Linked DNA regions of Mus musculus: region 2 is linked to region 1. A link is a loop called in an ENCODE intact Hi-C map of the cell type or tissue named here. Cell type or tissue: gastrocnemius. All regions are shown on one strand. Each heading gives the region's core, and the rest is flanking DNA. Links, peaks and the distances in the headings are about the cores only.

Evidence for each region. Peaks named below come from ENCODE experiments on the same cell type or tissue, not always from the same donor. Only the 100,000 strongest peaks of a DNase experiment are listed, where the experiment ranks them.
Region 2: a loop joins it to region 1, with 2.7 times the contacts of the local background. A loop is called at or near these places in 8 of 42 quality-filtered maps.

What each region holds. Positions count from the first base shown.
Region 1 is chr1:157,083,460-157,088,832 of GRCm38, reverse strand. No RefSeq gene overlaps it. Among named protein-coding and RNA genes, the nearest start is that of Gm30568, 4.5 kb to the right of the region's middle. In gastrocnemius, for the core only: a CTCF peak has its summit at 2,526 (motif pointing right); DNase peaks (open chromatin) are centred at 1,952 and 2,543; H3K4me3 peaks cover 841 bases; H3K27ac peaks cover 226 bases.
Region 2 is chr1:157,533,800-157,539,172 of GRCm38, reverse strand. Sec16b (SEC16 homolog B (S. cerevisiae)) reads right to left here. Exons shown (of 26, transcript NM_001159986.1): 6 at 4,400-4,544; 7 at 3,661-3,812; 8 at 3,260-3,321; 9 at 1,520-1,655; 10 at 830-1,060. Among named protein-coding and RNA genes, the nearest start is that of Sec16b, 10 kb to the right of the region's middle. In gastrocnemius, for the core only: CTCF peaks have their summits at 1,332 (motif pointing right) and 2,493 (motif pointing right); DNase peaks (open chromatin) are centred at 1,334 and 2,501; H3K4me3 peaks cover 287 bases; H3K27ac peaks cover 434 bases.

The DNA.
Region 1 (5,373 bases), core at 215-5,214:
TAGAAGGTTCATCAGAGTTGTTCATTATATATATTTAAAAGTTTGAAACAGCAAGGGGAGGAGGGTGCACGCCTTTAATCCCAGTACTTGGGAGGCAGAGGCAGGTTGATCTCTGTGAGTTCAAGGCCAGCCTGGTCTATAAAGTGAGTTCTGAGACATCCAGGACTATACAAAGAGACCCTGTCTCAAACAAAACAAAACAAAACAAAACAAAACAAAACAAAACAAAACAAAACAAAACGTTGGAACAATGTAAGTGGACACCAGATAGAAATGCTCTACTGATATTAAAAATTATACATACTGAGGCAGATATGGTGACATACTCTTTTGATCCCAACACTCAGGAGGTAGGAAGGAGTGGTGGGCAAATCTTTGGGTGACTTTAGAGCCAGCCTGTTTTATATAATGAATCCCTGACAGCCAGGGCCACTATATAGTGGTGGGTGTGTGTGTGTGTGTGTGTGTGTGTGTATGTATGTGTGTGTGTGTGTCAAGATGTATTTAATGCAATATTCAGCTACTAGCTACGACAGGTAAAGAGACAGCTCAGCAGTTAAGAGCCCTTGTTCTTGTTCTTGCCGAGGACCCAGGTTCAATTCTTAGCACCAACGCAGAGGCTGACCATCGTCTGTAACTCCAGTCGCAGGGATGCAGTGCTCTCTTCTGACCTCCTCAGGCACCAGGCACACACGTGGTGCATACATACATAGAAGCAAAACACTCACACACATAAAATAAAAAGTCTTACAAAAGACAAACATGGCTCTATGGGGTCAAATTCCATGTTTGTATGAGCACAGAGGCCTGAGCTGAAAAAACCTCAGCAGGATGCAGAAAAACCTCAGCAGTAGTCTTCCCTAGAAGTCAAATTATGATAGGCTCAAGGGAGTCCCTGGAGTCACAACCAGCTGGAGCTGCCTGCTCTTTCCCATCTTGTTAGGTCTGCTACCCTTAAGCTCAGAAGTTCCCAGTGGTGTTTGTTTGTTTGTTTGTTTGTTGTTTTTGTTGTCCTTATTTCTGTTTGCTGTTTGTTTTATTTTCTCGAGGCAGGGTTTCTCTGGGTAGCCCTGGCTACCTACAGAGCCCTGGAACTCACTCTGTAGACCAGGCGGCCTTGAACTTGCGATCCACCTGCCTCTGCCTCCAGAGTGCTGAGGTTAAAAACACGCACCCACACCACCCGGGCTCATCCGTCTCCATCTTCACCACTCCCAGCCCCGTGTTACTGTCGCCTCACTCTCTGGATCTAGCCACACTGTTCTCTTAGCATTTCTTCAAATGTATTATGTCCACTCTTGTTTCAGGGCTCTTCTTGCTCCTCCGCTGTCCCCACGGCCCCCTCACTGGAAATTGCCTTATTTATTGTATGTAAATACTAGTTCTCACTCCCAGCATTCCTTGCCTTCCTTGGTCTGCCTAGCCCTGGAAGCAGACTTGTCACCAGCTCTGCAGATAGCACAGCCTCTGTGACTCGGGTCTGTCTTCTCTAGAGGGCAAGTTATTTAACAGCAAAGTTGCTCTTGTCTCCCCTAGACTTGGGTGACCATGACAGTTACCAGGTGGGAAGGCAAACACAATGTATCAATAGTGTGGCAGGCAGACAGGCTGAGTACACGTGACAACTGGCATTGCTTCATTTTATTATTTAAAAAAAAAAACATGGAATCTTTTCGCATTCTGTGAAGTCATTCAAAGGGTTGTACCACTTTATACAGAACAAAACAAGCCAAGAGACGGGTGAAAGTAATTCCTTCCAAGGTCATGTCGCAGGCGGCTGAGCTGGGATTTGAACAGGGCTCGCATTGGTTGGCAGTTTCCTCTTTGCACTTGCTTCTCACAGGGAAGCCTAGGACTGCTGGCATCATCGCTGTCTGAGCACTTGTCAGAAAGGCACTTCGCTGGCTCTGACCTACAGAGTGGGAACCTGCCCTGGACATACACTCTAAGAAGCCCTGCTTGGTGGCTCCAAAGTTCAAGTCTGCTGTGTGGATGGGGTCTCCGGCTTAGCCGCTGTGCCCAGTGCCCTTCAGGACAATCTAATACCTGCTCCCGGGGGAGGGGAGGCTTAGCCCTGACAGAATCCTTTGGCTTTCTGTCCAGCTGTTCCTCAAGCCTCAGGGGAGAACCGAAGTGATGTGTTAGTGAAAGTGCAGCCCTGCTTCTGTGCAAGAACCGTCTCGGAGTTGTTTCTTCTAGCGGGGAGAAACATCTCTTGCTTTTCTTAAGGGACGACAGAGCAGACCTGGAGTAGAAGTCGTTTCTATTTGAGGCCCCACCCCCACCCCCACCCCGGACAGACCGGAGAGGCTGTCGACCCTCCTTTCATTGGGGTTATTGGTACCTAGACGCTCCCTCTGGCGCTCAGTTTTATTAGCATAAAACACTCTCAGATTTGACCTTGACAGAGAAAAGGGCTTAGAGTGAGACCGGAACCTTTTCCTAAATCCAATACAAAACAAAGACCTTGTATTCCCAGGCGGGAAGGGAAGAGGGGTGGGGAGAGCAGTCATGAAAACGCGCCAGCAGAGGGCGCCACAGCCCCATTAGTCTCTGCCCACTGAACTTCCCAGAAGCCAAAGCAGCCAGGATGCAACGGGGACTAGACAAACTAGGAGTCTAGACCCTGGGTACCACCTTGGGATTTTGTGGATCTCCGGGCGCCTGATGATACAGACTCGTGTGTTTACTAGTGTTCATTCTCAGAGAGATTAGTCCCAGACAAAGCCAGTACATGAATCTACAGTAAAGAGATTGTCATCCAACCTTTCGTACACTTCACCAGCGTTGGCTGAGTGAGTGTGTGAGCCAGGCCCAGGGCTACAGAGCATGTCCTCAGAAAATCGGGTTACTGTGGCTAGGTGCTAAGGCTGACCTCTTAAAACCTTTTAAATATTTAAATGGGGGAGAAAAGAGCACTATTTTTTATTTTAACTTCTAGAATCAAATAAAGGTTATATGGAACGGTGGAGAAGAGAAAGTGTGGAGAGAAAAGGAAGAAAGAAGATACACAAGAGTTGGGGACAGGAAGAGCAATCGTATTTTAATTCGTCTCTTATATACATAAAGTGCTAGACAAAGTCCAGTTTTGTCAACCTCCCATTTGCCCTACTAGACCCTAACTTGGGGCTCACGTCTGCAGATCTACTCCAAAATTCAGCACGTGTAGCCTGGCTGGCTGGCTGGCATAGAAGCCACACTCTCGGCTTCTCTCACAGCACCCCTCCCTGTCTGCACCCCTGCACACCCAGGGCTCTTCTCAGCTCCTGACGCTCCACACTGCAGCCCTACCAGGAAGATGTGCAAGTTAAAAGCCTGATTAGTCTCCTTGATAAATTCCCAGACAGTGGGCTAAAGGGAAGTGGCACCGGGCTGCTTGTGCTGAGGATGTGTTGGGGGCACCTGCCAGTGGGCTCTTGTCCTCTTAGCACACTGGTTCTCAGCCTTCCTAATGCTGTGGTCCTTCAATACAGTTCCCCAAGTTGTAATGATCCCGACCACATTATTTATGTTGCTACTTCATGATTGTAATTTTGCTACTGTTATGAATCGTTATGTAAATATCGGTGCTTTCTGATGGTCTTAGGCGACCTGATGTGAAAGGGTCATTTGACCTTCCCCTTACCAAGGGGTCACGACCCACAGGTTAGCAACCCCTGTCTTAGACAGAACAGCTTTCTGGGGAGATCTCTGAGCAGCCCAGAGCTAACTCTCTAAACAGATTTGAAGGGTGTGTCAGCAGGTTCTGTGCAGCTCTGTGTGTGCACTTGGGTGAGACCAGAGAGAGGTCAACCCAAGGAAAAGGATGAGCCATCAGGCCTGACTCTGGAAAACCGCTGAGCTGGGAAGAATTGCCTTGCTGTGACAGCTTACAGGCCTGGCTCTCTGGGGACCCCCACTGAGAGCGCCCCACCCCCACCCCCCCCCCCCCCCCCCCCCCCCCCCCCGGCCAGCGTTTTGTGCTGCAAACAGATAATCCTGGGCAGTCCGACTGCCCACACAGCATTCTCCTGGAGTCAGAGGTCCTGCTTGCAAAGTCCTGTCTCAGTGCTGAGGGGTGGGCTGAGATGGGGGCTGGGACTTTCCTAGAGAGTCTTCAGGTGGGAAGTACATGAAGACCACCAGAATCAGACCGGACCATCGCAAAGACAAGATCCTTCTCCATCACGTTCCACCCACAAGCAGGATTCACCTGCGACCCTCTGTGATGAGTCCGCATTAGAATGTGCTTGCTGCCAGGCATATCTATCTGTGCCTGACCTTTGCCTCCCAGAGTCCCGACTACAAACATACCTGCTTGCCACTTCTTTGTAAAGCTCTGATGGCTACCCAGGGAGAAGAAAAGCTGTTCCCTCTCAGGTCTTGGTAGGACAAGACCAAGGGAGCTCTCACGAAAGACGGAGACAACTGACAGGAGAGCAAAGGAGAATGAAGGGGTATTCAACCATAAGAAGAAAGTGATAGAAGATCCCATAGTGTCCATGAACCTTGAAGATACTCCACTTACTGAAAACAACGGGTATGCTCCTTTAATCCCAGCACTAGAGAAGCAGAGGTAGGCGGTAGGAGTTCGAGGCCAGCCTGGTCTACAAAGTGAGTTTCAGGACAGCTAGGGCTACATATCAAAACTTTCTCAGAGATGGATGGATGGATAGATAGATAGATTATACAAATCTTCAAGCTTACAGGATGGCTGAAAGGAGCTGGGATGACTGGTTATATGAAATTTTTGGTGTGTGTGTGAAGAAATGTTCTGAAATTTGCTGCTGGTGACATTTGCCTAACCGTGACTCTACTGAATAGCATATTGTACCATTTAGTGTGCCCTTTGTCCCGTGTATATTGACTCTCAATTTGTCTTAAGCTTAAGCGGTGGCTCCACAACTCTGTGGCTATGAATTTTTTCTACAAAACAATAACATAAAGCAAACACAACAACATGTCTCAGCTAAAGTACCACCTCCTCCAGGAAGCCTCCATGACTGCCATGCTGAACTTCAGCAATTCAACATCAACACACACATCATCCAGTCGCAGAGCCTGACCACCTACAGAGCCTGGAGAGGCCTTGCTGCAGCATCCCTGGGAGCTTGTTAGGTGTGCAGCATCTCAGGTCCCAAGACCAAGGAGCCAGGTCTGCATTCCAGCAAGATCCCGGGTAAGCAAGGGATAACTAAAAGCTGGTGAGGCGATGTGCTTGAGTCTACCCACCTCCCGCCACAGAAGACACTCAAGTGCCTGGACTTCCATGTCTACCAAATGTGATCTCATCTTTGCCGGTTCCACATTCACACATACTAGGCCTACAAGAACACTCGGGGGCCTCAGCACTAAAGCCAGCCCTACTCTGACTTTTAACACCAGAAGAGAGAC
Region 2 (5,373 bases), core at 141-5,140, 450 kb before region 1:
AAAAGGATAGTAGATGCGATTAACTACTGAGCAAAAGGATAGTAGACGCGATTAACTACTGAGCAAAAGGATAGTAGACGCGATTAACTACTGAGCAAAAGGATAGTAGACGTGATTAACTACTGAGCAAAAGGATAGTAGACGCGATTAACTACTGAGCAAAAGGATAGTAGACGCGATTAACTACTGAGCAAAAGGATAGTAGACGCGATTAACTACTGAGCAAAAGGATAGTAGACGCGATTAACTACTGAGCAAAAGGATAGTAGACGCGATTAACTACTGAGCCGCCTCTCCAGCCCTAGAACGTTTGGGTCTGCTTGACTGCAGAGTACTTCGTCTAGCACGTAAAAGGCACTGTGTTAAATTCCTGGTGCTATAAAAATAATAAAAGTGCACTAATCGAACATATTTAATGTTATTAGGGTATTTTACCATGTAATGTGAAATGTAAAAAGAAATCAACAATTATATACATATTCTTTAGAGTTGTTTATCTGTTTTGATACAGGATATCCCTTTATAGCTTAGGCTGGCCTCCTACTCAGTCTTGCTTACCTCAGCCAAATGAGTGTACCACCATGCCTGACACGTTTATGAAACTTAAACTGATTTTTTAATGGGGAAATACTGGAAGTAAATATATAAACACTGCAGGGGTGGATGGCATACACCTATGTATTTTTATTATTCTTGCTTTAACTTTCTGATCTTTTCACATGATCTAAAAGAAGTATATTCTGGCCAAATCATTGGAGGAGCGGGAGACTGGGTGAGGGATGGTGGTCCACGCCCATCTGAAGGAAGTCTGAGGGAAAGGCTCTCTCACCTTCTTCCTTCCGTAGTAGAGCAGCTTGGTGAATTTCTCCACGATCTGCGCTGGCGTATCCACATTGGGGGGAATCTCCCCAGTGAGGAGATCACGAGTCCCAGAGCTCAGTACCGGCCAGTCCTCGTCAGTCAGGTTGATGAGGTTGGCTACAGGGGGCTGCCTCTTGTACTTCTCCAGCTTCTTGCAGTCCTGCATCAGCAGCTCAGCAATGTCAGATCCCACCATGGACTGCAGGATAAAGAGAGTCATCCTGGGGGATGCTCCAACCAGTCCCCAGGTTGGGCCCAGGCTGAAGAAGGAAGACAGCAGGGTCTCTGACTTGTTCCTGAGGCAGTCGTGCAAATACACTGGAGATCTTTTATGAATGGTTGAATTTCAAACATCAGCTTCACTATCGTGGTTACTCTCTGCCTGTCCGCAGCCACAGTGCTTATTGGAACCACTCACAATTCCACTGGCTGGTGCAGTAATCCAGGGATTGTACAACAAACCCCAGCCAGCAGGGGGCACTCTCCAGGAAAAGGTTAGCATTGGCACACCAGTGTTAGAACCGGAGCTACACTCTCCCTCTGGGCAACAGTGCTACATAAAGACTGCTTTTTCTAACTGTGCTATATACCAACTCCCACAAAGACAACAACTTCAGCCCAGCTTCCATCTGCCCCCTATATCAAAGCAGTGACTTACCCCATTCTGTCGACAAAGGAGAACCAGCAGTTGCCAAAGTAGAGCTGAGTCTCTGCTCCCTGGTGTCTCAGATTTGAGACACTGCGTTGCTTTCTGCTGACAAAACGTCATGATATCCACCTTGTGTATGTCCTCCCTGTGGGACGATTCAGGAAGCAAGGCCTGAGCAGACTGACTCTCCCTGTACAGACTCTGTACAATGAACTCGCTAACATGGCAGAAGGGTGAGAGCCCAGGACTGGAAGTCTGGAATCGCAAGATCGTTTGTTTTTTGGTTTTTTGGGGTTTTGGGGGTTTTTTTCCTGTAGAACAGGGAGGAGTTTCAGAGATTCTCTTGTGCATCCTTCCATCTTTTAAATGAGGAGAGTAAACCCAAAGACCTTAAATGACTTCTCAGAAGGGTTCTGTTTCAAGTCAGACAAGACTGGGTCCATGTCTGGATTATGTAAACATCTCACTTGCTCTGAGCCTCAGTGCCATCCTTAACTTAGGACGGGACTTTAAAAACAACTGCCTGCATTAAAAAAGGGGGTAAGCAAACTGTATGGCATCCATCAAGTAAGTGCTTGTTAAATGTTCAAGAACATTCATACTATTTAATACACAACTTAGTTTTTTGCAAACCTGTAAGACATAGGGGGAAAAGGGTTAGGTACTTAAGGAATGACCCTTGAGATTTTCCTCTGACCTCTACATTTGTACCCACATACATGTGTGAGCGTGTGCTTGTGAGCTAGCTTCAGATTACATGTACAAAGAAGTAGCGACATTCACTGGCCTTCATATGAATAGAGTTTCACGGCCTTTGGAGTAGGCAGAGTGAGTGCTATATCATTTCTCAAGGGAAAAACTTAAAGATGGCTGATAAGCCAGTACTTAGTAGGCTACCTGGCATGCTGGTCCTCTGACACCCACCCACCCAGGACTCATCACAGCTAAAACCCGATGAAATGTGGCTGAAAATGCTACAGCAGTTCTACTTTATTCCTGCAGAGGGCAGACGTTCACAATGGCAGGGAGCTGGAAAAATCAGCTCAAGAAAAAGCCGTTTTAAGAACGTTTCTCCAGGCCGTGCTCCATTTCCCCACTAATCTCTATCAAGTCCTTGGAACACTGAAGCTTCCTACCAGCTAACCTCTATGAAATGGAACTGTTTTTAAAGGTCTAACTTGTTAAGCTTACTTCTCTTTCTCCTCTTCAAATATGAAACAGCTTGCTAAAATCACTCAGGTCATCTCTTTTTCTACCTACTGGCATAGAAAAATCTGGTTCAAATAAAATAGACATTTTCTTCCCTGACAACCAAGACCTGGCCAGGAAGAGTCCTCAGCTTTCAAAAGCCTTTATTTAGGAGTTGGTGACATAACTTAGTGGGGTCAGAGAAGTTGCTCTGAAAGCAAGAGAACATGAGATCAAATTCCAAACACCCCCATAAAAGCCAGGCATGGACAATGTGTTCCTGTAATGCCAGAGTTTGGGGGACAGAGACAGGCATATACTGGGAGCTCAGTGGTCAGACAGCTTAGCCAAAATGGCAAGCTTCAGGTTCAGTGAGAGATCCTCTCTCAAAAACTAAGAGAACAAAAGAAGATGAGGGAGAGAAAGAAGAAAACAACAGATGTCTTCCTCTGGCTTCCACATATGTATGCATGTGTACGCCTTCACACATGTGTGCATATCACACACACACACACACACACACACACACACACACCCTTAACAACACTTACAGTACTTTACCTAATAAGGGGCCCTGGGAAAGCTCTCATCTCCTCCTGATCCTCAAAATCATTAAGTAAAACCTGGAGTAGAAAATAAAATTAGGTCACCAAGATTCTTCCAGCCAGTCCCCACCAGCTGAATCCAGTCTCATATCCAGGGCTATGGTCTTGTGGTGTGGCTCAATGCCTTGTGGAGACAGTTATACTTGTTGAAAGATGAGTCACTAGCATCTCAGGGAAAATGTAAATCTAGCATCACTTCTTTTAGAGAAAAGCCCACCCATTCTTGCTCACAATCTAAGGCACATGTGACTCAGTTCCCCCTCCTGGAGATGCCCGGCCTCAAGCAAAGTGAGAGCCTGAGCGAGCCATTGAATTGAGCCGAGTACTTGCATCCCTGGAACCCAAGATAATGATTACCTCCATGCTGTGCACTTCAACGAGGGCCGTTTGTCCATCAGCAGGAGAGTTGGGGGGGACACACACTAGCTGGCCTCCTGGCCCAAAGCTCACAGACACATGGGGAACATAGAACCTCATAGGTGCCTTTGGAACTGTCGCTGAGGTGTCATCTGGCCAACAGACACATGGTGGACATCGTTAGGTTTATTTTCAGTGCTTTTTAGTTGATACACTACTGTTCCCATTCTACCTGGGCCAGGATGAGATGCTAGGTGAGATACTTGGTTAGAAAAAGTCATGCTCTAGTCTGACTTAACCCTCTAAGAATACGTCAGATTATAGTGCAAATGGTCCAAATGATAACGCACTCATCTCGGATTCTCAGCCACGGTCAGAGGACAAGCAGCCTCTGCAGCCAAGCCTCCAGACTAGCGTTCATACCTCCCCTCACTTCACCCAGTCCTCCCAGGTCCCCTTGTTCTCACATGTTGCCTGAAAGCACTCCAGAGCGCCTCCTGGCCCAACCTAACAATGACTGGGAGCAGTGTTCCCTTCCAAGAGCAACCTATGATGCACATTCCATTACTGAAGACAAGGCAGGAAAAAGATCCAAAGTTGGCCTCTCTGCCTGGGAGACATGCTTAAACCAGCAAGGCAAATGTAGACCCATTCCTGGTAACACAGAAGGGTGACTTCCCCCATGACCCAACCTTTCCTGATCAGAATTAACCGGTTCCTGTGGCCTCTTGGTACCCACCAGCCTGAATAGGCCTCCAAGCTGCTGACACCATAGGTTCATACTCCTCGGGGGCAGCTGTCATGTACTGACTGAGCTCGTAGCTACTAGAGCTGAGCCCAGACTCGTGCTGCTGGAGAAGGCTGGATTTGCTGGTCAGCAATGGCTGAAGGGGGAGGGAAAAAGAAAAAAATAATAAAGTTATGTAGGAAGGAGTTCCAGAGAGCTTGTCCTTCCACTTCCGAGGGTTCCTTCAAAGAAACAAAGCTCAGACTTCCTACTAAGCACAGCGACTGTGGATTCATGAGAAGAAGGAAGCATCCTGTGGAGCACAGACCAGTGGACTCGAGGGACCTAGAATTCAAATTTCAACTTCTATTTCTGTCATCCTCTGCTATGACCTTAACAGGTGACTTGGACTTTCCTAATCCTATTCCTTTATCTGCAATATAAATTTGAAGTCCTATACACATTATTTATTAATGCTTTAGCTATTTTATGAACACATGTACACTTTGGATAATGTAAATTTCCTGCAGACATGTATGCAAAATTTTCACATTGCAGGAGAGATGAATAAAACAGGACATTCGGGCTGGTGAGATGACTCAGCAGGTAAAAGCACTGACTGCTCCTCTGAAGGTCCTGAGTTCAAATCTCAGCAACCACATGGTGGCTCACAACCACCTGTAATGAGACCTGATGTTCTCTTCTGGGGAGTCTGAAGACCGTATAATGTACTTATGTATAATAATAAATAAATCTTTGGGTCGGAGCAAGCAGGGACTAAGCAAGTGGGGTTGACCAGAGCGAGCAGAGGTCCTAAAAATTCAATTCCCAACAACCACATAAAGGCTCACAACCATCTGTTCAGCTACAGTGTACCCATATACATTAAATAATTAATTGACTAAAATAAAAATAAAATAAAACAGGACATTCAAAGGCTTTTGTACACTGTAAAGTGCTATTTATACATTGGGGTCTTAGTATCA